Regions from separate parts of the Homo sapiens genome. Here region 1 is linked to region 2. Evidence: chromatin loops called from intact Hi-C (ENCODE). Cell type or tissue: heart right ventricle. All regions are shown on one strand. Each heading gives the region's core, and the rest is flanking DNA. Links, peaks and the distances in the headings are about the cores only. Region 1 has its middle 100 kb from the start of DDIT4L-AS1. Region 2 has its middle 34 kb from the start of LINC01217.

What was found. A loop is a pair of places that touch in the nucleus more often than their neighbours do. Peaks named below come from ENCODE experiments on the same cell type or tissue, not always from the same donor. Only the 100,000 strongest peaks of a DNase experiment are listed, where the experiment ranks them.
Region 1: it touches region 2 in a loop (7-fold over the local background); 26 of 110 quality-filtered maps call a loop at or near these places.

What each region holds. Positions count from the first base shown.
Region 1 is chr4:100,081,879-100,092,376 of GRCh38, forward strand. No RefSeq gene overlaps it. Among named protein-coding and RNA genes, the nearest start is that of DDIT4L-AS1, 100 kb to the right of the region's middle. In heart right ventricle, for the core only: no CTCF peak of the experiment used is centred there; a DNase peak (open chromatin) is centred at 6,046.
Region 2 is chr4:100,752,102-100,762,599 of GRCh38, forward strand. No RefSeq gene overlaps it. Among named protein-coding and RNA genes, the nearest start is that of LINC01217, 34 kb to the right of the region's middle. In heart right ventricle, for the core only: no CTCF peak of the experiment used is centred there; no DNase peak of the experiment used is centred there.

The DNA.
Region 1 (10,498 bases), core at 4,899-7,398, 670 kb before region 2:
AAAGCACTTAGAAGAGGGGCTGGCATATAATGACGACTCTTTGCAGGTTGGTTATTATCATTATGATCAAAGATTGCAGATATTAGGGAATAACATTGATTTGCCTAGAATACTGAGTGTGTGATGGGTTGGGAAGAAAGGGCTGGAAGGGTAGGAAGGTGCAAGATTATGACCAGCCTTAAATATCAACCTCAGAAATATGGATTTTTATTCTACAGATATTAAGGGATCACTGGAAGTTTTGAGCAGATAAGAAACATGGTCAGTCTATTTATATATTTAAATAAATTATCACATGAATAAACTACCATAATTCTACCATTCTCTCCAACAAATTACTTACTGAAGATACAATTGATGGCAAGAAATCCAGAACTGTTAATTTATTTTGGAATTGGGATAGGTAGGTTGGTTTTGTTTATATCCACATGATTGTATAGCTGTTGCTTTTGCAACAAAAGCAGAATTTGTGGTTTATGTTTGAGAATTGGGCAACTTATAGCAGGACATTAATCAGGCTGAAAGCATACCTCCAGAGTTATTGTCCAGGTCTATAATAAATAGTCAATACATTTTTAAATATATATGAACATGAATACTTATTTTTCTTGCTTTTGATAGAGAAGACACAGTCCTCACTGTTCTAAAGCTTATAATCCATTGGGCATTACAGACAAATGTATAGCACTTTCATAACATAGTATGGTAAATGCTATACAATAGTGTTACTGACTAGATACCTGGATTTAGAGAGATATGAAAGATGAGATGTCATAGATGGTTCAGAATTTGCTAGGCAGAAGCAGGCTGCAGGTTTCAGACAGAGGGAACAGAGTGTGTAGAGACCTGAAGGCAAGAGAAAACATGGACAGGGTTTTACAAATATGTATATATGAGTGGGAATATCATTTATCAATACTAATATTTTCGCTTATTGTTTCTGAAGTTGTATTGTGGACAGTGTCACAAAGCCAGGTGGGCTGCATGAAGTCTGTTGGCTGTGAGTTGCTTATCAGCTCACAGTCTGTTGGCTGTGAGTTGCATTAGATGAAAGACACTTAAGAAATAAGTCAGTGAAAACCCAAGGAGGTAGCTTGAGTTAACAATCTGAAACTCAAGTGAGGAGGAAGAGTATCCATAACACATATCAAAATTTGGATGTGAAAGCAGAAGAGCTCAAGAAATCTTATGACTCATGCTTACCAATTTGCTGGTAGAAGATTTTGTATGTCATTTATATATACATAGTGTATATTGCCAGACACAATGAGTTTCAAACATAGGGCGTTCTAGTATGTTTGGTTTTACAGTATTAGGTTAGCATAGTGTTCCTTAGTGTTTTATTTTGATGGCTCTGCATGGCATATAGTAAGCACTCAATAAATATTTGCTATGATTCTATTACCATTTCATCATTATTAAAGACAATATGATTCAAGGTAATTTAACAAAGAAGTCATGTAGAAGCCACAGTTGGAAAACACCACAAATATAGTCAGCTCTTGATTATTTTTTCTCTCTTTCACAGTCATTTTATTTTTCATGGTATTTTTACACAAAAGAAATATAGAAAGATGTGACTCAACTCCAGTAAAAGATTAGTGTTGGGAGTTGTTCAGTTTTGGTTCCCTGAATAAGGCCTATTACCATCACCTCTAAACAGAAAGTGCTGGTAAATTACACATGAGGGGATTTTTCAATAAAGCTGCAGATAGAAGATTGTTCAAGTTAGAGGAGTGAAATTGTTGTCTATATTGTTAGAATTATATCAGACTGGCTGAAATACTAAAGGAAGCCTGCTACTTTGATTAGAGTATATTTAGGAAATGTATTCAAGGATGACTCAATGCAAAAATTTAAAGCCAGCTGCAAAGGAGCTTGGGAATGAAGGAGAAAACACCTGGGAAGATTAAAAATAGAAATAAAACTCCCCAACTGCCTCATGCCCAAATTCACTAATATAAGCAACCACTCCATATCCCTCTTCACCAAAAAGGCTTCAGAGTTTCCATATTATGGACAAGAAAATATTCATATTTTTATTTTGTATACAATCATAATTTAGGCAAGCTAAATGGAAAAAAATACCTTTGTAATTAGTCATACATCTTATACATCTTATATTTATCATAAATATGTTTTTGTTTACCTTCTAACTTTTATTTTAGGTTCAAGGGGATATGTGCACAGGTTTGTTACGTGGTTATGAGTAAATTGCATGTCACTAGAGTTTGGTGTACAAAGGATTTTTTCACCCTTCTCCCACCTTCCACTCTCAAGTAAGCCTCCAGTGTCTGTTGTTGCCATCTTTATGTCCATGAGCACCCAGTGTTTGGCTCCTACTTATAAGTGAGAACATGCAGTGTTTGGTTTTCTATTCCTAAATTAATTTGCTTAGGATAATGGCCTCCAGCACCATCCATGTTGCTGCAAAGTATATAATTTCATTCTTTTTTATGGCTGCATAGTATCCCATGGTGTATATGTACCACATTTTCTCTATCCAATCTACTGCTAGTAAGCATCTAGGTTGATTCCATGTCTTTGCTATTGTGAATAGTGCTGCAGTCAATGCATGTATGCAGGTGTCTTTATGGCAGAATGATTTACAGTCCCTTGGGTATATATCAAGTAATGGGATTGCTGGGTCCAATGGTATTTCTAAGTTCTTTGGGATATCTCCAAACTGCTTTCCACAGTGACAGAACTAATTTACATTCCCATCAGCGTGTATAAACATTCCTTTTCTCTGCAACCTCACCAGTCTGTTATTTTTTGAGTTTTTTTTAATAATAGCTATTCTGACTAGTGTGAAATGGTGTCTCATGCGGTTTTGATTTGCGTTTCTCTAATGATTAGTGATGTTGAGCATTTTTTCATATGCTTGTTAGCCATATTTATGTCTTCTTTTGAGAAGTTTCTGTTCGTGTACTTTGCCCCCAAATTTTTTTTTTTTTTTTTTGGGAACTTTGCACCATGTTTGTAAAGCGACATTTAAATGGTATTAACTTGTTTAACTCATATTTACTGGACACCTTCTAAGCACCAGGTATTAAGCAAAGTGCTAGAGATACAGTAGTGAATAAGACTGACTTACTGCCTGAAGGAGGAGATAATCATTAATCAACTAACCATACAAGTAAATGTCAAACTATAACAGTGATAAGTACTACAAACAAGAAGGGTATGCTCCCTGAGACTGTATAGTGGGGCATTCGACCTAGTTTGAGGTAAAAGAAGGTTTTCCTCTGAAGGTGTTGTTTTGAGTCAGAAGGATAGATGGGGTTTATTAATAGATAGATAAGGAGGGTAGGCCATGGGAGAAGAGTGGCTCAGACAACAAAAGAGAACATACAAAGACCCTCTGTTGTAAGGGAGCCTGATCTAGTCAAGGCACTGGGAGCAGGCCAGTGTGGCAGAGCTCAAAGAGTGGGGGTGAGCACAGTGAGATGAGGCTACTGAGGTACACAGGGGTCAGCAATACAACACCTAATTTTAAGCTGGCACATGACTACTTGGAAAAAAGACTACATTTCTCAACTTCCTGCAGCTGGGTTTGGCCACATGGTTAAGTTTTGGCCAATGAGGTGTAAAATGAAGTACAGGTTGCAATTTCCAGCAAGTGTCTTTAAAATGAGAAGGCATGTCCTTTCCCCCTACTTCATCCTTTCTGTTGACAGAAATTTGGATTACATGGTTGGGGCTCAAGTAGCCCTTTTGAAACACGAGGTGATCTTGGGATAGAAACTCTGCATGGCAGAACCACAAGGTGAAAAGAGTCTGGGTCCTAACACTTAGAGTGCATGGTGGATGTGGCCTGACTACATGACTTTTTGGGGAGGGGAATTAAAATGTCCTTCTGTCTTGTTTATGCCACTATTATTCATGATTTTTTTTTCTGTTACAGAAAATCTAATTCCCAACTGATAACCCTGGGGTTTCAGCAGGCTAAAATTAGCCCAGCTAAATCCACTGAGTGTACTCTACTGCCACTTTTTTTTAAATTTGTCAATGATTGTAGAGTGGAGAAGATTACTAGCTTTGTCAGTCAGTTTTTGTATCACTATAAAGAAATACTTGAGGGTATTCTGCTTCTGGTGAGGGCCCCCCAAATCTCATGACCTTTTCACATTTTGAAATACAGTCATGCATTCATGATAGTTCCCCCAATACTTAACTCATTCCAGCCTAACTAAAAAGTCCCAAGTCTCAAGTCCCAAGTCCCAAGTCTTATCTGGAGATGAAGTTCTTTCAACTATGTGCCTATCAGATAAAAAATAAGTTATGTACTTCCAAGATACAATGGTGGTAGAGGCATTGGGTATACATTCCAAAAGGAAGAAATTGGCCATAAGAAGGGATAACAGGCCCTAACCAAGTCAGAAACCCAGCAGTGCAGGCATTACATTTTAGAGCTTTAACATAATTCTTGACTTCACGTCCCACATCTTTGTGTGAGGCTTGGGATCTCAAGGTTCTGGGAAGCCCCACTGCTGTGGTTTTGCAGGGTGCAGGCCATGTGGCTGCTCTCACAGGTTGGAGTTGAGAGAGTGTAGCTTTTCTAGGTAAAGGGTGCAAGCTGCCAGTGAATCTACCATTCTGCAACTCCACTAGGCCTCCCCTTCCTACAACTCCACTAGGCAGTGCCCTGGTGGGGATGCTGTGTGTGGGCTCCAAACCCACATTTCCCCTTAGTATTGCCCTAATAGTGCTTCTCTATGAGGGCTCCGCTCCTATGGCAGGCTTCTGCTGGGCACCCAGGCATTTCCATACATCTTCTGAAATCTAGGTGGAAGCCACAAAGCCTCCCTCATGCTTGCATTCTGAGCATCTGCAGGCTTAACATCATATGGCAGCCACCAAGGCTTATGGCTTGCACCCTCCAGAATGGCGGTCCAAGCTGAACCCGGCTTCTTTGAGCTGAAGCTGAAACTAGACTAGTTGGAATGTGGGGTGCAGTGCCCCAAGGCTGCTCAGGGGAGGGGGCCCTGGGCCTGGCCACCAACATCATGCTTTCCTCCTAGGCCTCTGGGCCTGTGTGGGGAGGCTGCCCTGAAAACTTCTGAAATGCCTTCAAAGCCCTTCATCCATTGTCTTGGATATTACTAGCACTTGGCCTCCCTTTTAGTCATGCGAATCTCTACAACATAGCCTGCCTGGATTCCTTTCCTGAAAATGCTTTTGCTTTCTTTACCACATGGCCAGGAGGCAAATTTTTCCATTTTTTTGCTCTGCTTCCCTTTTCATTATAAATTCCAACTTTAAGTCATTTCTTCACTCCTGTATCTAATCATAGGTTGTTGGAAGCATCCAGTTCACATCTTGGACCACTTTGCTGCTTATAAATTTCTTCTGCCAAATATCTTAGGTCATCACTCTTAAATTCGAACTTCCACAGATCTCTAGGTCATGAATCCAACCCAACCACATTCTTTGCTAGGGTGTAACATGGGTGACCTTAACTCCAGTTCCCAATAAGTTCCTCACTCCCGTCTTCCTTACTTCATCAGGCTCATTTTCACTCCATATTTCGATCAGCACTTTGGTCACAACCACTTAACAGCTTTCTAAGTCGTTCCAAACTTTCCTTCATCTTCCTGTCTTCTGAGTCCTTCAAACTCTTCCAACCTCTGCCCATTACTAAAAGCCACTTTCACATTTTCAGGTATCTTTATAGCAACATCCCTCTGCTCAGTACTAATTTTCTGTGTTAGTCAGTTTCTGCATTGCTATAAAGGAATATCTGAAACTAGGTAACTTGTAAAGAAAAGAGGTTTAATTGGCTCACAGTTTTGCAGACTGTACAAGCATGGCTCCAGAATCTGCTTCTAGTGAGGGTCTTAGGAAGCTTATAATCACGGCAGAAGGCAAAGGGAGAGCAGATGATGTCACATGGTGCGAGTGGGAGCAAGAGAGAGAGAAGGGGGAGGTCCCAGAGTCTTTTAAACAATCACATCTCACATGAACCAACTGAGCAAGAACTCACTCATCACCAAGGGGATGGTACTAAACCGTTCATGAAGGATCTGCTCCCGTGATCCAATCTCCTCCTACCAGGCCCCACCTCCAACACTGGGCATTATTTCAACATGAGATTGGAAGGGGACAAACATCCAAGCCATATCACCAGCTAACAGGAAGTTCTATTTGGCTGCCTCCTTGACTTTATTTTAGCACAGCTGTGAAGCAACTGTAGCATGTTACACAGGGTAGGGATTCTTAAAAAATATTTAGGCAAAGTGTGAAAACATAAACTATTGTATAATGAGTTAAAAAATAATTCAGATAATCAATATATATCGTTCAGTTAAGTAAATCCTCTTTCCTTGAGGAATGGCTCTCAATTAAAGGGAGACAGGAATCCAGGAGGAAGGAGAAAACATTCTATGTCCTTGTTTAGTTTATGTACATCCTGATGAACTAATGGCTGTACTTTGAAACGTAGAAGGCCCTGGATAAAACATTCTCTACGTTAATGTAATTTCACATTTCCTAGGCTACATCAGCTTAGGGCAGTGGTTTTCAAATTTTCTCAGTTGCAAAACAGTTTCTTAGGCAAAAGCTTACATGGAAGCTATAATATAGAAAGTTGGAGGGCATATAGCTGCTCTGATTAACAGAGATGTCAGGGACAAAGAACCCTGCCTGAGTCTCCAGCCCCGCTCCAGCTGTGTGTGGCTCCCGCACAGGTTTTAGTGGCACTCCTTAGGGTTCCAAGGAGTATAGTTTGAAAAACAATTTTGGGGATTTTAAAGGCACAAAGTAATGGTTGCAAAATGGCACTTTTTTTTCTGGCTTTACCCTGACCTCTTGAAAAAGTCCAATGCCCCTAAGATTCTTCTCAAAATTTTCTGGATATTTCTGGATGGAGTCAGCTAAAATGTCACCTACTCTTGCCTAATCATCCTGTCTGGAGTTGCATCCCTCAATTATGTTTTAAATATTGGTAAGTGTTTCTATTTAAAATTTTTAAATTTCAATAGCCTTTGGGGTATAGGTGGTTTTTGGTTATGTGGATGAATTGTGTAGTGCTGAAGTCTGAGATTTTAGTGCACCTGTCACCTGAGTAATGTATATTGTACCCAATATGTAGTTTTTTTATTCCTCACCCTCCTCCCACCCTTCCCGTTCTGAGTCTCCAGAGTTCCTTATTCCACTCTGTATACCTTCGTGTGCCCATAGTTTAGCTCTCACTTATAAGTGAGAACATACAGTTTTTGGTTTTCTATTCCTGAGTTACTTCACTTAGAATAGTGGCTTCCAGTTCCATCCAAGTTGCTGCAAAAGACATTGTTTTGTTCTTTTTTAATGGCTGAATAGTATTCCATGGTGTATTTATACCACATATTCTTTATCCTCTCATAAGTTGATGGGCACTTAGGTTGGTTTTGTACCTTTGCAATCATGAATTGTGCTGCAATAAACATGCCTGCAAGTGTTTTTTGTTTGTTTGTTTGTTTTGTTTTGTTTTGTTTTTGATACAGAGTCTCGCTCTGTCGCCCAGGCTGGAGTGCAGTGACCTGATCTCGGCTCACTGCAAGCTCCGCCTCCCAGGTTCACGCCATTCTCCTGCCTCAGCCTCCCGAGTAGCTGGGACTACAGGCGCCCGCCACTAAGCCCGGCTAATTTATTTTTGTATTTTTAGTAGAGATGGGGTTTCACCGTGTTAGCCAGAATGGTCTCGATCTCCTGACCTCGTGATCCGCCCATCTTGGCTTCCCAAAGTGCTGGGATTACAGGCGTGAGCCACTGCACCTGGCAAAGGGTTTTTTTGATATAATGATTTCTTTTCTTTTGAGTAGATACCCAGTAGTGGGATTTCTTGATTAAATGGTAGATCTACTTTTAGTTCTTTAAGAAATCTCCATTCTGTTTTCTATAGAGGTTGTACTAATTTACATTCCTACCAGCAGTGTAAACGTGCTCCCTTTTCACCACATCACCACATTCACACCAGCATCTATTGTTTTTTGACTTTTTAATAGTGGCCATTCTGGCAGGGGTAAGGTGGTATTTCATTGTGGTTTTAATTTGTGTTTCCCTGATGATTCGTGATATTGGACAGTTTTTCATGTTTGTTGGCCATCTATATGTCTTCTTTTAAGAAATATCTATTCATGTCATTTGCCTACTTTTTGATGGGATTATTAGTTTTACTGTTGCTGATTTGTTTGAGTTTCTTGTAGATTCTGGATATTAATCCTTTGTCTGATGCAAAGTTTGCAAATATTTTCTCCCATTCTGTGAGCTGTCTGTTTATTCTGATGATTATGTGTTTTGCTGTGCAGAAGATTTTTAGTTTAATTAGGTCCCTTTTATTTTTGTTGTTGTTGCATTTGCTTTTGGGGTCTTAGTCGTAAGATCTTTGCCTATGTCAGTATCCAGAAGAAAGTTTTTCCTAGGTTTTCTTCTAGAATTTTTATGGTTTCAGGTCTTAGATTTAAGTCTTTGATCTATCTTGAGTTGATTTTTTATACGGTGAGAGAGAGGGATCCAGTTTCATTCATTCTTCTACATGTGGCTATTCAGTTTTCCCAGCACCATTTATTACATAGGGTGTCCTTTCTTCAATTTATGTTTTTGTATGCTTTGTCAAAGATCGGTTGGTTGCAAGTATTTGTCTTTCTTTCTGGGTTCACTATTCTGTTCCATTGTTCTGTGTATCTACTTTTATACCAATACATGCTGTTTGGTAACTATAGCTTTGTAGTATAGCTTGAAGTCAGGTAATGTGATGACTTCAAATTTGTTCTTTTTGTTTAGAATTGCTTTGGACATTAGGACTCTTTTTTGGTTGTATATGAATTTTAGAATTTTTTTTTTAATTCTGTGAGAGATGATGCTGATATTTTGATAGAAACTGCATTGAATCTGTATATTGCTTTGGGCAGTATGGTCATTTTCATGATAGTGGTTCTTCCATTCTGTGAACATGTGTTTCCATTTATTTGTATCGTTCATGATTTCCTTCAGCAGTGTTTTGTAGTTCTCCTTGTATTAGGAGGTCTTTCACCTCCTTGGTTAAGTATATTCCTAGTTTTTTTTTGCAGCTATTGTAAAAGAGATTGAGTTCTTAATTTTATTTTCACCTTGGTCTTTGCTGGGGTATAGCAGTGCAACTGATTTCTGTACATTGATTTTGTAACCTGAGACTTTGCTGAATTCATTTATCAAATTTAGGTGTCTTTTGGAGGATTTTGTACAGTTTTCTAGGTATATGATCTTTACCACAGGGCCATGTTTGACATGTTTATTTGCAGGACTTTTCACTCTCAAAAAAATTTTTGTTTGTTTGTCTATTTGCCAGTGTATAATCTCTTTTCTCTTTGTAAAATAAGCTCCATGAGTGCAGGGGCCTTTGTTTGGTTTACTGCTGTATCACTGGTGTCTGGCATAGTGTTTGGCATGGAGAATGTGTTCAGTCAATTTTTTTGAAAATGTATTAATTTTCTAGGGCTGCCTTAAAACTTATGATAAACTGGGTGATGGAAAAAAAATGGAAATTTATTCTCTTATGGTTCTGGAGGCCAGAAGTCAAGCTGAGGTGTTGGCAGGCCAATGTCCCCTCCACAGACTATTAGAGAAAAATCCTTCCCTGCCTCTTCCAGCTTCTGGTGGTTCCAGGCATTCCTTGGTTTGTGGCTGTGTAATTCCATTACTTGCCTCAGTCTCTATATGACTTTCATATCTGTCTCTCTATATCTCACCCCTGTACCTTTCTTTTTTTTTTTCTCTTGTTGCCCAGGCTGGAGGGCAGTGGCGTGATCTTGGCTCACCGCAACCTCCACCTCCCAGATTCAAGCGATTCTCCTGCCTCAGCCTCCCGAGTAGCTGGGATTACAGGCATGCGCCACTACGCCAGGCTAATTTTGTATTTTTAGTAGAGGTGGGGTTTCTCCATGTTGGTCAGTCTGATCCCTGTGTCTTTTATACGGATACTTGTCATTGAGTTTAGGGCTTACCTGGATAATCCAGAATGATCTCATCTCGAGACCTTTAATTTAATGACATCAGCAAAATCCCTTTTTCCAAATAAGATCATGTTCATGGGTTCCAGGGGATTGGACATAGACATATCTTTCTGGGGTGTAACCATTGAATCCACTACAAAAAGCATGCTCAAAGGACTCATGAATGACAAGCTAGTCCTTGAAAACCTGTGCTGTCTGCCATTTTCCTTTTCTGTTCTGGCTGCCTGGGGTGATGTTTCCTGTCGCAGCTAATGCCGCAAGTGATAGCTCTACCTCCAGTGACCACTAAGGCAGGACAGTCAGCAAGAAAGCCAGAGATATTGTTATAGAAGAATTTTAGACAAATTCGTTTAACAGACTTTATTTGATCAAAGAACAACTCGTGAATTGAGCAATACTCAGAACCGGAAGAGGTTTTAAGAGCTCCACCCAGCAGTGTAAGCAGTAAGCTTTTATAGGATGAACACAGAAGAAAAATAGAAAAAAAATCATCTGATTGGCTTCGGCTAGGCATTTGCCTTTTTGGG
Region 2 (10,498 bases), core at 4,099-6,598:
TGTCTCTCTCTCTCCCTTTAGCCCTCCCTATTTTCTAAAGACAACCATATTGAAATTACACCAATTCATAATCCTACAACAGCCTCTCAGTGTTCAAGTGAAAAAAGAGTTGCACATTTCTCACTTTTAATCTCAAGCTAGAAATACTTAAGCTTAGTTAGGAAGGCATGTTGAAAGCTCAGATAGGCTGAAAGCAAGACCTCTTGTGCCAAATAGTTATCCAAGTTGTAAAAGCAAGGGAAAAGTTCTTGAATGAAATAAAAAGTGCTACTGCAGTGAACACACACATGATAAGAATGCAAAACAGCTGTATTGCTGATATGGAGAAAGTGTGAGCAGTCTGGATAGAAGATTACACCAGGCACAACATTCCTTTAAGCCAAAGCCTAATCAATATCTAGGTCCTAACCCTGTTCAATTCTATGAAAGTTGAGAGAGGTGAGGAAGCTGCAGGAAAAAAAGTTGGAAGCTAGCAGAGGTTAGTTCATGAGATTTAAGGAAAAAATCTCTGTCCATAACATAAAAACACAAGGTGATGCAGCAAATACTGAAAGAGAAGCTGCAGCAAATTATACAAAAGACCTAGCTAGGCTAATTAATGAAGGTGGCTACACTAAGCAACAGATTTTCAGTGGAGATGAAGCAGTCTTCTATTGGAAGAAGATGCCATCTAGGACTTTTATACCTAGAGAAGTCAATGTAGGGCTTCAAAGCATTAAAGGACAGGCTGACTCCCTTATTAGGGACTAACGCAGCTGGCAACTTTAAGTTGAAGCCAATGCTAACTTACCATTTTGAAAATTAAAGGGCCCTTAAGAATTATGCTGTATCAACTCTGCTTGTGCTCTATACATAAACAACAAGGCCTGGATGATAGCACATCTATTTGCAGTACGGTTTACTGAATATTTTAAGCCCACTGTTGAGACCTACTGCCTAGGAAAAAAACAGATTGCTTTCAAAATATTACTGATCATTGACAGCTCTGATGAAGATATGAAATATTAATGTTTTTGTGCCTGCTAACACGACACCACTCTGCAGCTCATAGATCAAGGAGTAATTTAAACTTTCAGGTCTTATTATTTAAGAAATACATTTTGTAAGGCTTTTGCTGCAATAGGGAATGATGTTTTCTGATGAATCTGTATAAAGTAAATTAAAAATATTCTGGAAAAGATTCACCATTTCAGATTCCCATAAGAACATTTGTCATTCATGGGAGGAGGTCAAAACATCAACACTAACAGGAGTTGGAAAGAAGTTGATTCCTACCTTCATGGATGACTTAGAGGGATTCAAGACTTTAGTGGCGGAAGTAACTGCAGATGTGATGGAAATTGTAAGAGAACTAGATTTAGAAACAGAGCCTCAAGATGTGATAGATTGATTGCAATCTCATGATAGATTTTGAATGAATGAAGGGTTGCTTCTTATGGAAGAGAAAAACTGAGGATATTGGAAACATAACTCAACATAATAAAAGCCATATATGACAGACCCACAGCTAGTATCATATTTAGCAGGGGAAAACTGAAAGCCTTTTCTCTAAGATCTGAAACACAAGGTGCTCACTGTCACCACTGTTATTCAACATAGTACTGGAAGTCCAAGCTAGAGTAATCAGAAAAGAGAAAAAAATCGAGAACATCCAAATTGCCAAGGAAGAGGTCAAATTATCTTTTTTTTTTTTTTTTTTTTTAAGATGGAGTCTCGCTGTGTCGCCCAGGCTGGAGTGCAGTGGCGCGATCTCCACTCACTGCAAGCTCCGCCTCCCACGTTCATGCCATTCTCCTGCCTCAGCCTCCTGAGTAGCTGGGACTACAGGTGCCCGCCACCACGCCTGGCTAATTTTTTGTATTTTTAATAGAAACGGGGTTTCACCATCTCAGCCAAGATGGAAATTATATTTATTTGAAGATGATGTAACCTTATATTTGGCAAAACCTAAAGAGCCAGCCAAAAAACTATTAGAACTGATCAACAAATTCAGTAAAGTAGCAGGATACAAAACCAATAAACAAAATCAGTAGCATTTCTATATGCCAACAATGAACAACGCAAAAAAGAAATTTAAAAAATAATTCAATTTACAATAACCAGACATAAAATTAAATGCCTAGGAATTAACTTATCCAAAGAACTGAAAGATCCCTTTAATGAAAACTATAAAACCTTGATGAAATAAAGTGGACAACAAAAAATAAAAAAATTCCATGTTCATGGATTGAAAAAATTAACATTGTTAAACTATCTATACCACTTAAAGCGATCTACAAATTCAGTGTCACCTGTATCAAAGTACCAATGGCATTCTTTACAAAAATAGAACACACAATCCTAAAATTTATATGGAACCCAAAAAGACTCAGAACAGCCAAAGCTATACTAAGCAAAAAGAACAAACCTGGAGGAATCACATTACCATACTACAGAGCTACAGTAACCAAACAACATAGTACTGGTATAAAAACAGACATATAGATGAATGGAACAAAGTAGAAAACCCAGAAACAAATCCACACACCTATAATAGATTCATTTTCAACAAAGGTGTGAAGAACACACACTGGGGAAAAGACAATCTCTTCAATAAATGATGATAGTAAAACTGAATATCCATATGCAGAAGAATAAAATTAGACCCCTATCTATCACCATATACAGAAATTAAGTCAGAATGGATTAAAGACTTAAATGTAAGACCTCAATGTATAAAACTACTACAAGAAAACATTGGGGAAAATCTCCAGGACATTGGTCTGGGCAAAGATTTCTTGAGCAATACCTCACAACCACAGGCAACCAAAGAAAAAATAGAGAAATGGGATCACATCAAGTTAAAAGGCTTCTGCACAGTGAAGCAAGCGATCAGCAAAGTTAAGCAACAACCCACAGAATGGCAGAAAATATTTGCAAACTACCACCCTTTGACAAGGAATTAATAGCCAGAATATATAAGGAGTTCAAACAACTCTATAGAAAAAAATATAATAATCCAATCAAAAATGGGCAAAAGATTTGAATAAGCATTTCTCAAAAGAAGACATAAAAATGGCAAACATGCATATGAAAAGATGCTCAACATCATTGATCATCAGAGAAATAAAAAATCAGAACTACAATAAGATATTATCTCACCCTAGTTAAAATGGCTTATATTCAAAAGACAGATAATAACGAATGCTAGTGAGGAACTGAAGAAAAGGGAACACTTGTATGCAGTTGGTGTAAATGTAAATTAGTACAACAACTATGGAGAACAGTTTGAAGGTTCCTCAAAAACCAAAAATTGAGCTACTACATAATCCAGCAATCCTAGTGCTAGGTACATGCTCAAAAGAAAGGAAATCAGTATATTGAAGAGATAGCTGTACTCTTATGTTTGTTGCAGCACTGTTTACAATAGCTAAGATTTGGAAGCAAACTAAGAGTCCATGAACAGATGAATGAATAAGGAAAATGTGGTGCATATACACAATAGATTACTATTCAGCTATAAAAAAGAATGAGATCCAGTCATTCACAAGATGGATGGAACTGGAGATCGTTATGTTATGTAAAATAAGCCAGGCACAGAAAGACAAACATTGCATGTTCTCACTTATTTGTGGGATCTAAAAATCAAAACAATTGAACTCATGAACTTAGAGGGTAGAAGGATGGGTACCAGAGGCTGGGAAGAGTAGTGAGGGTCTGCAGGGAAGGTAGGGATGGTTAATGGGTACAAAAAAGTTGTTAGAAAAAAACGAATAAGACCTTCTCTTTAATAGCACAATAGGGTGACTATAGTCAATAATAAATTAATTGTACATTTTTAAATAAAGAGTGTAACTGGATTTTTTGTAAATCAAAGGATAAATTTTTGAGGGGATGGATACCCCCATTCCCCATGACTTGTTTATTTCACTTGTCATGTTTGTATCAAACATCTCATATACCCCATAAATATATACACCTACTATGTACTCACAAAAACTTAAATAAAAATAAAAATAAATTTTTAAAAACAGTAGAAAAAAAGGAAATACTATCCGACACATTCTGTGAGGCCAGCACAACCGTAATACCACAACAAGACAAACACATTACAAGACAAGAAAACTACAAATTAATATCTCTAATAAACACTGATGCAATAATCATCAATAAAATATTACCAAATCAAATCCAACAATGTATATAAACAAATATACATCATTGTATTAGTAAGGGTTCTCTAAAGGGACAGAACTAATAGGATATAGGTATGTATGAAGGGGAGTTTATTAAAGAGTATTGACTCACAAGATCACATGGTAAAGTCCTACAATAGGCCATCTGCAAGCTGAGGAGCAAAGAAGCCAGTCCAAGTCCCAAAACCTCAATAGCAGGGAAGCCAACAGTGCAGCCTTCAGTCTCTGGCCCAAGAGCCCCTGGAAAGCCACTAGTGTAAGTCCAAGAGTCCAAAAGCTGATGAACTTGGAGTCCAATTTTCAAGGGCAGGAAGCATCCAGCATGGGAGAAAAATGAAGGCCGGAAGACTCAGCAAGTCAAGTCTTTCCTATTTATTCTATCTGCTTTATTCTAGCCATTCTGGCAGCTGATTAGCTTGTGCCCACCCAGAATGAGAGTGGGTCTGCCTCTCCCAGTCCACTGACACAAATGTTAATCTCCTTTAGCAACACCCTCACAGACACACCCAAGAACAATAGTTTGCATCCTTCAATCTAATCAAGTTGTCACTCAATATTAACCATCGCAATCATGGAAATAATGGGATTAATTCCAGGTATGCAAAGCCAGTTTGAGATTCAAAAATCACTTAATGTAATCCATCACATCAATAGTTTAAAGAAGAAATATCACAAGATTATATCAATAGTTGCAGAAAAAGCATTTGACAAAATTCAGTATCTGCTCTTGACAAAAACTCTCAGTAAACTAGGAATTGAGGGGAACTTACTCAACTTGATAAACAGTATCTATAAAATACCTACAGCTAACATCATATTTAATAGTGAGAAACTCAAAACTCCTGCTAAAATCAGGAACAAAGTACAGATATCTCCTCTCACCACTAATTTTCAATGTCAATTTTCAAGGTAATGCATAAGTCAATACAAAGAAATAAAATATATCCAGATTAAAAATAAGACAAAACTGTGTTATTTTCAGATGACATGTTTATGTAAAAAGGAATCTAAAAGTCAGCACAAAAACTTCTGAACTAATAAGGTGTTACAGTAAATTTGCAAGATAGAAGGTTAATATACAAAAGTAAAGCACTTATCTATATGCCTACAATGAACAATCGAATTTTGAAATTAAAAACACATTAGATTTACATTAGTACTCCCCAAAATGAAATATTTCAATATAAATCTAACAAAATATATACAAGATCTACATGAGGAAAATGATAAGACTCAGATAAAAGAGTTCATATAATTTAAAAAATTGAGAAATATTCCAGATTCATGAATAGGAAGACTCAACATTGTCAATATGTCGGCTTTTCTCAACTTGATCTACAGATTCAATGCAATCCCAATCAGTATCTTAACAAATTATTTTGCAGATATTGACAAACTTAAACCAAAATTTATATGGAGAGGCAAAAATCCCAGAATATCCAACACAATATTGAGGAAAAACAAAGTGAAGAACTGACACTACCCAAATTCAAGACTTATTGTAAAGCTATGACAATTAAGATAGAGTGGTACGGGTAAAAGAATAAACAAAGAGATCAAACAGAGAGCACAGAAATAGACCCATATAAATATGGTCAACTGATTTTTGACAACATCATATAGGTAATACAGTGGAGAAAAGATAGTCTTTTCAATAAATGGTGCTGGAACAACTGGACATCCACATGCACAAAAATTAATCTTTAAATAGACCTTATACCCTTCACAAAAATAAATTCAAAATGGATCACAGATCTAAATGCAAAATGCAAAACTATAAAACTCCCAGAAGATGACATAGGAGAAAATCTAAGTAACTTTGGGCTTGGTGATGATTTTTTTAGATACAACACCAATGGCACAATCCATAAAAGAAAAAATTGGTAAGCTGGATTTTATTAAAATAATAACTTTATATCTGTGAAAGACACTATCAAGAGAATGAAAACACAAACCACAGACTTGGAGAAAAATATTTGTAAAAGGCATATACGATAAAGGATTGCTATCAAAAATATACAGAGAAAGATGCAGCTGTAGTTGGAGAAGAAGATGGCAAATAGGAGACATGGCTAATGTTCAGCTCTCACTTGGATGGACAGAACAGAGTATGGAGACCCACACCATGACCTTTTGCTCCAAGAACCACCACAGAAACACACCAGGATAAAACAAAAGAATTCACAGATCCTTTGAAAGAAGTGCCATGCCACTGCAAATTCCATGGGACTTGTGAAAAACTGTGAGTTTCCCAAATGCAAGAGGGAGGAAAACCTGCATCCAAACACACATCCCCACTGGGGAGTCTGAAATTCCAGATCACAGGAGAAGGATTTAACCTTACTTACAGCTGAAATGAACTTAGGGAGCCACGAGAAATATAAAAGTTGAAGCATAAGTGGGAAGAGCCTTGTAGGCACTCCCAGTCTCCAGCTCAAGACCAGGGAAGCCATCCAGGACTACATCTCACAGGGGGCCTCAGGAAAGGCAGCCAGCAAAATTAAAGAGGAGTCACAGGGTGAAAGAAGCTTCCAAATGAAATTTGTAATAGTTTTGACTGGGCACAAATTTTCTTGAGCAGTATCTGGGAAGCTAATGGGAACTGCTGCAGATACAAGCACAGGAGCCACTGATGACATTGTGGGCAGGTGGAGGTAGGTAAGGCCTAAAAGTCATGCCTACTTTCTCAACAGGAAAGCTTACAACCTGGGGCAAGTTCTGAGTGGGGGCACTGTGGGAATGAGACCAGCCTTATCAACTGCATGGGAGCTGGGTGAGGCCTTTTACCATCAGCTAGCCCCCACTTCCCTGGTGAACTATATGACACAACAGAGGCCATAATCACCTCTGGAACATAACCCTATTATAACCCTATTGGCCTTAGTACCACCCCGCCTTCCCCACAGTGGCTGAGTCAAGCCCCACCCCAGGAGAGTTTGAACCCAGAGTTGTCTAACCCTGGCCCCACCTGATGGTAATTCTCTACCCACCATGGTAGCTAAGCACAAAAGATAGAAACTCTTGGGAGCTTTACGACCCTGCCTGATGCCTGAGAAACCAGCATACCTACACTGGCCAACTTAGGGTGAGCTTACATTCCCCTACTACCACTGCAGCTGGTGCTCTCTGCAAAGTGCCACCTCCTGGCTGGAGGCCAATCAACTCAGGCCATTACAGCAACTCATGACAGAATAATCCTGCTCCCCAAAATGAGAAAACAACAGCTAATTCCACCGCCTGCAACATCCCGGCTAATCAGAGGTCCTGAGTCTGTCCACATGACAACTTCACTGCTAACATAACCAGCATTTGAGAAAGACAGTGCACTACAACCAAGGACTGTCACAGAGTCTACTTCATTCCCCTGCCACCTCCACCAGAGCACGTGCTGGTATCCATGGCTGGGAGACCTGAAGACAGATCGCTTCTCAGGAATCTTTGCAGACATCCTCCAGCACCAACCCAGAGCCTAGCAGCCCTGCTGGGTGGCTAGACCAAGATGAGCAATAACAAACACTGCAGTCCAGCTCTCAGAAAGCCCTATCCCTAAAGGAATAGGGAGAGCACCACATCAAGGGATCACCCATGGGACAAAAGAATATGAACAGCAGGCCCTGAGTTCCAGACCTTTCCACTAAAATAGTCTAACTGAGAAGGAACCGGGAAAGTAATTCTGCTAATATGACAAAACAGTGCTCTATAGCACTCTCCAAAATATTACACTAGCCCCCCCAGCAAGGGATCCAAATGAAGATAAAATTGCTGAATTGCCAGACAGAGAATTCAGAAGTTTGATTATTGAGCTACTCAAAAAGATATCACAGAAAGGTGAAAACCAATTTAAAGAAATTTTAAACAAACAGTACAGGATATGGATTTAAAAAACTCCAGAAAAAAATAGATAACATAAAGAAAAAACAATCGCAACTTCTGGAAATAAAAGACATACTTACAGAAATACAAAATGCATTTGAAAGTATCAACAATAGCCTAGAACAAGTAGAAGAAAGAACTTCAGAGTCCAAAGATAAGGCTTCAAAATTAACCCAATCAGACAAAGACAAAAAAGAATTACAAAAATGAACAAAACTTCCAAGAAATTTCAGATTATGTTAAGCAGCCAAACCTAAGACTAATTGGTGTTCCTGAGGAAGAAGAGAAATTTAAAAGTCTGGAAATTTTATTTGAGGCAATAATTGAGGAAAACTTCACTGGTCTTGCTAGAGGTCTAGGCATCCAAATACAAGAAGCTCAAAGAACACCTGGGAAATTCATAGCAGAACGATCATTACTGGGCACATAGTCATCTGGTTATTTAAAGTCAAGATGAAGGAAACAATCTTAAGAGCTGTGAGACAAAAGCATCAGGTAAGCTGTAATAGAAAACTATCAGATTAACAGCAGATTTCTCAGCAGAAACCTTACCAGTCAGAGGAGATTGGGTTCCTATCTTTAACCCCCTGAAACAAAATAACTGTCAGCAAATAGTTTTGTATCCAGCAAAACTAAGCTTTATAAATAAAGGAGTGATAAAGTCTTTTTCAGACAAACAAATGCTGAGAGAATTTGCCACTAGCAAGCCACCACTACAAGAATTGCTAAAAGGAACTCCAAATCTTGAAACAAAACTTCAAAATTCCACCAAAATAGAACCTCCTTAAAGCACAAATCTCACAGGGCCTATAAAACAATAACACAATGGAAAAAAAAGGGATTTAGGAAGCAACTACCATGCAGAATAGTACCTCACATTTCAATACTAACATTGAATATAAATGGCCTAAATCCTCCACTTAAAAGATACAGAATCACAGAATGGACAAAAATCCACCAATCAATTATCTGCTGTCTCCATAACACTCACCTAACACATAATGACTCCCATAAACTTAGGGTAAAGGGGTGGAAAAAGGTATTCCACGCAAATGGAAATCAAAAGTGAGCAGGAATAACTATTTTTATATCAGACAAAACAGACTTTAAAGCAGCAACAGAAAAAAAAAGACAAAGAGGAACATTATATAATGATAAAAGGATTAGTCCAACAGGAAAATATCACAATCCTAAATACAAATGCACCTAACACTGGAGCTGCCAAATTTATAAAACAATTACTACTAGACCTAAGAAATGAGATAGATGGCAACACAATAATAGTTGGTACTTCAGTACTCCACTGAAAGCATTAGACAGGTCATCAAGGCAGAAAATCAACAAAGAAATAATGGACTTAAACTGTACCCTAGGACAAATGGACTTAACAGATATTTACAGAACATTCTACCCAACAACTGTAGAATATACATTATTTTCATCAGCACCTGAAACATTCTCCAAGATAGGCCGTATGATAGGTCACAAAAAAAGTCTTGATAAATTTTCTGATTCTAACAAACAGCAAACTGAAACAACTAAACTATTAAGATTCCCATTGCTTACAAAATGATTTTCCTTTACATTCTTATCATGAACACTATTTTAAGCATCAAATGCAATCATTTATAATATAAACACCTTGACCACAAGCTCTTGATTAAAAGTTTTGTAATATTTCATCTACTTATTAAAACAAATCATTTCCCTTGGGTTGGAGGGGGAGTGGTTTCATACATTACAAAGCCATCTTTAGCATATTGCTCATGTCTGGATCCATGTTACTGAGGGAAAAGACATTCTCAGTTGATGTATTTTTTCATGCATTCATATGCATTACTAAAAACTAATGCATATTTCTCTAATAATTTTCACCTTGTATGAGATGCCATATGAAGAAATTGTGGAAATGTAGAATAAAAAGCTAAAGCTGCCAAATTTCTATTAAACTCCTAAAAACAGCTCATGTTTGTCCTCTTGTTTTGTGGCCTAGACTAATTGCAACGTAATGAAGCTGCAGGGTTCTCATATAGCTAAAGTGTTCAGTGCATTTCACGTGCTATGGTGGAGGTGGGTGCTGTAAACAGGCTTCTCTTCCTGCTTTCAAAATACCTCGGCTTGACATTTGGACAGATCTCGTCATTGCTTAAACTGAGCTAAAAAATACACAAAATCATGTAAGAGATAACAAAGGAGAGGGAGAAATCTCATGTGAATTTCCAAGTTTCAGTTCATTTTCAGTGTAGGATTTTCATTTAAGTGAAAGTCACAGCAGAAGAGGAAACTTTTTGGAGTTTATGAGAATGCCAAACCATATTTTTATCACTCTTCTTTGAAAATCAATGCCTTTGAATAGAAAATCAAATTCAGGGACCACAAATAATTTTCAGTGGGAACATCTAGTTTGAGATTGTTTTAACTTTATTGTGTTGTTTTAGATTTTTTAAGTA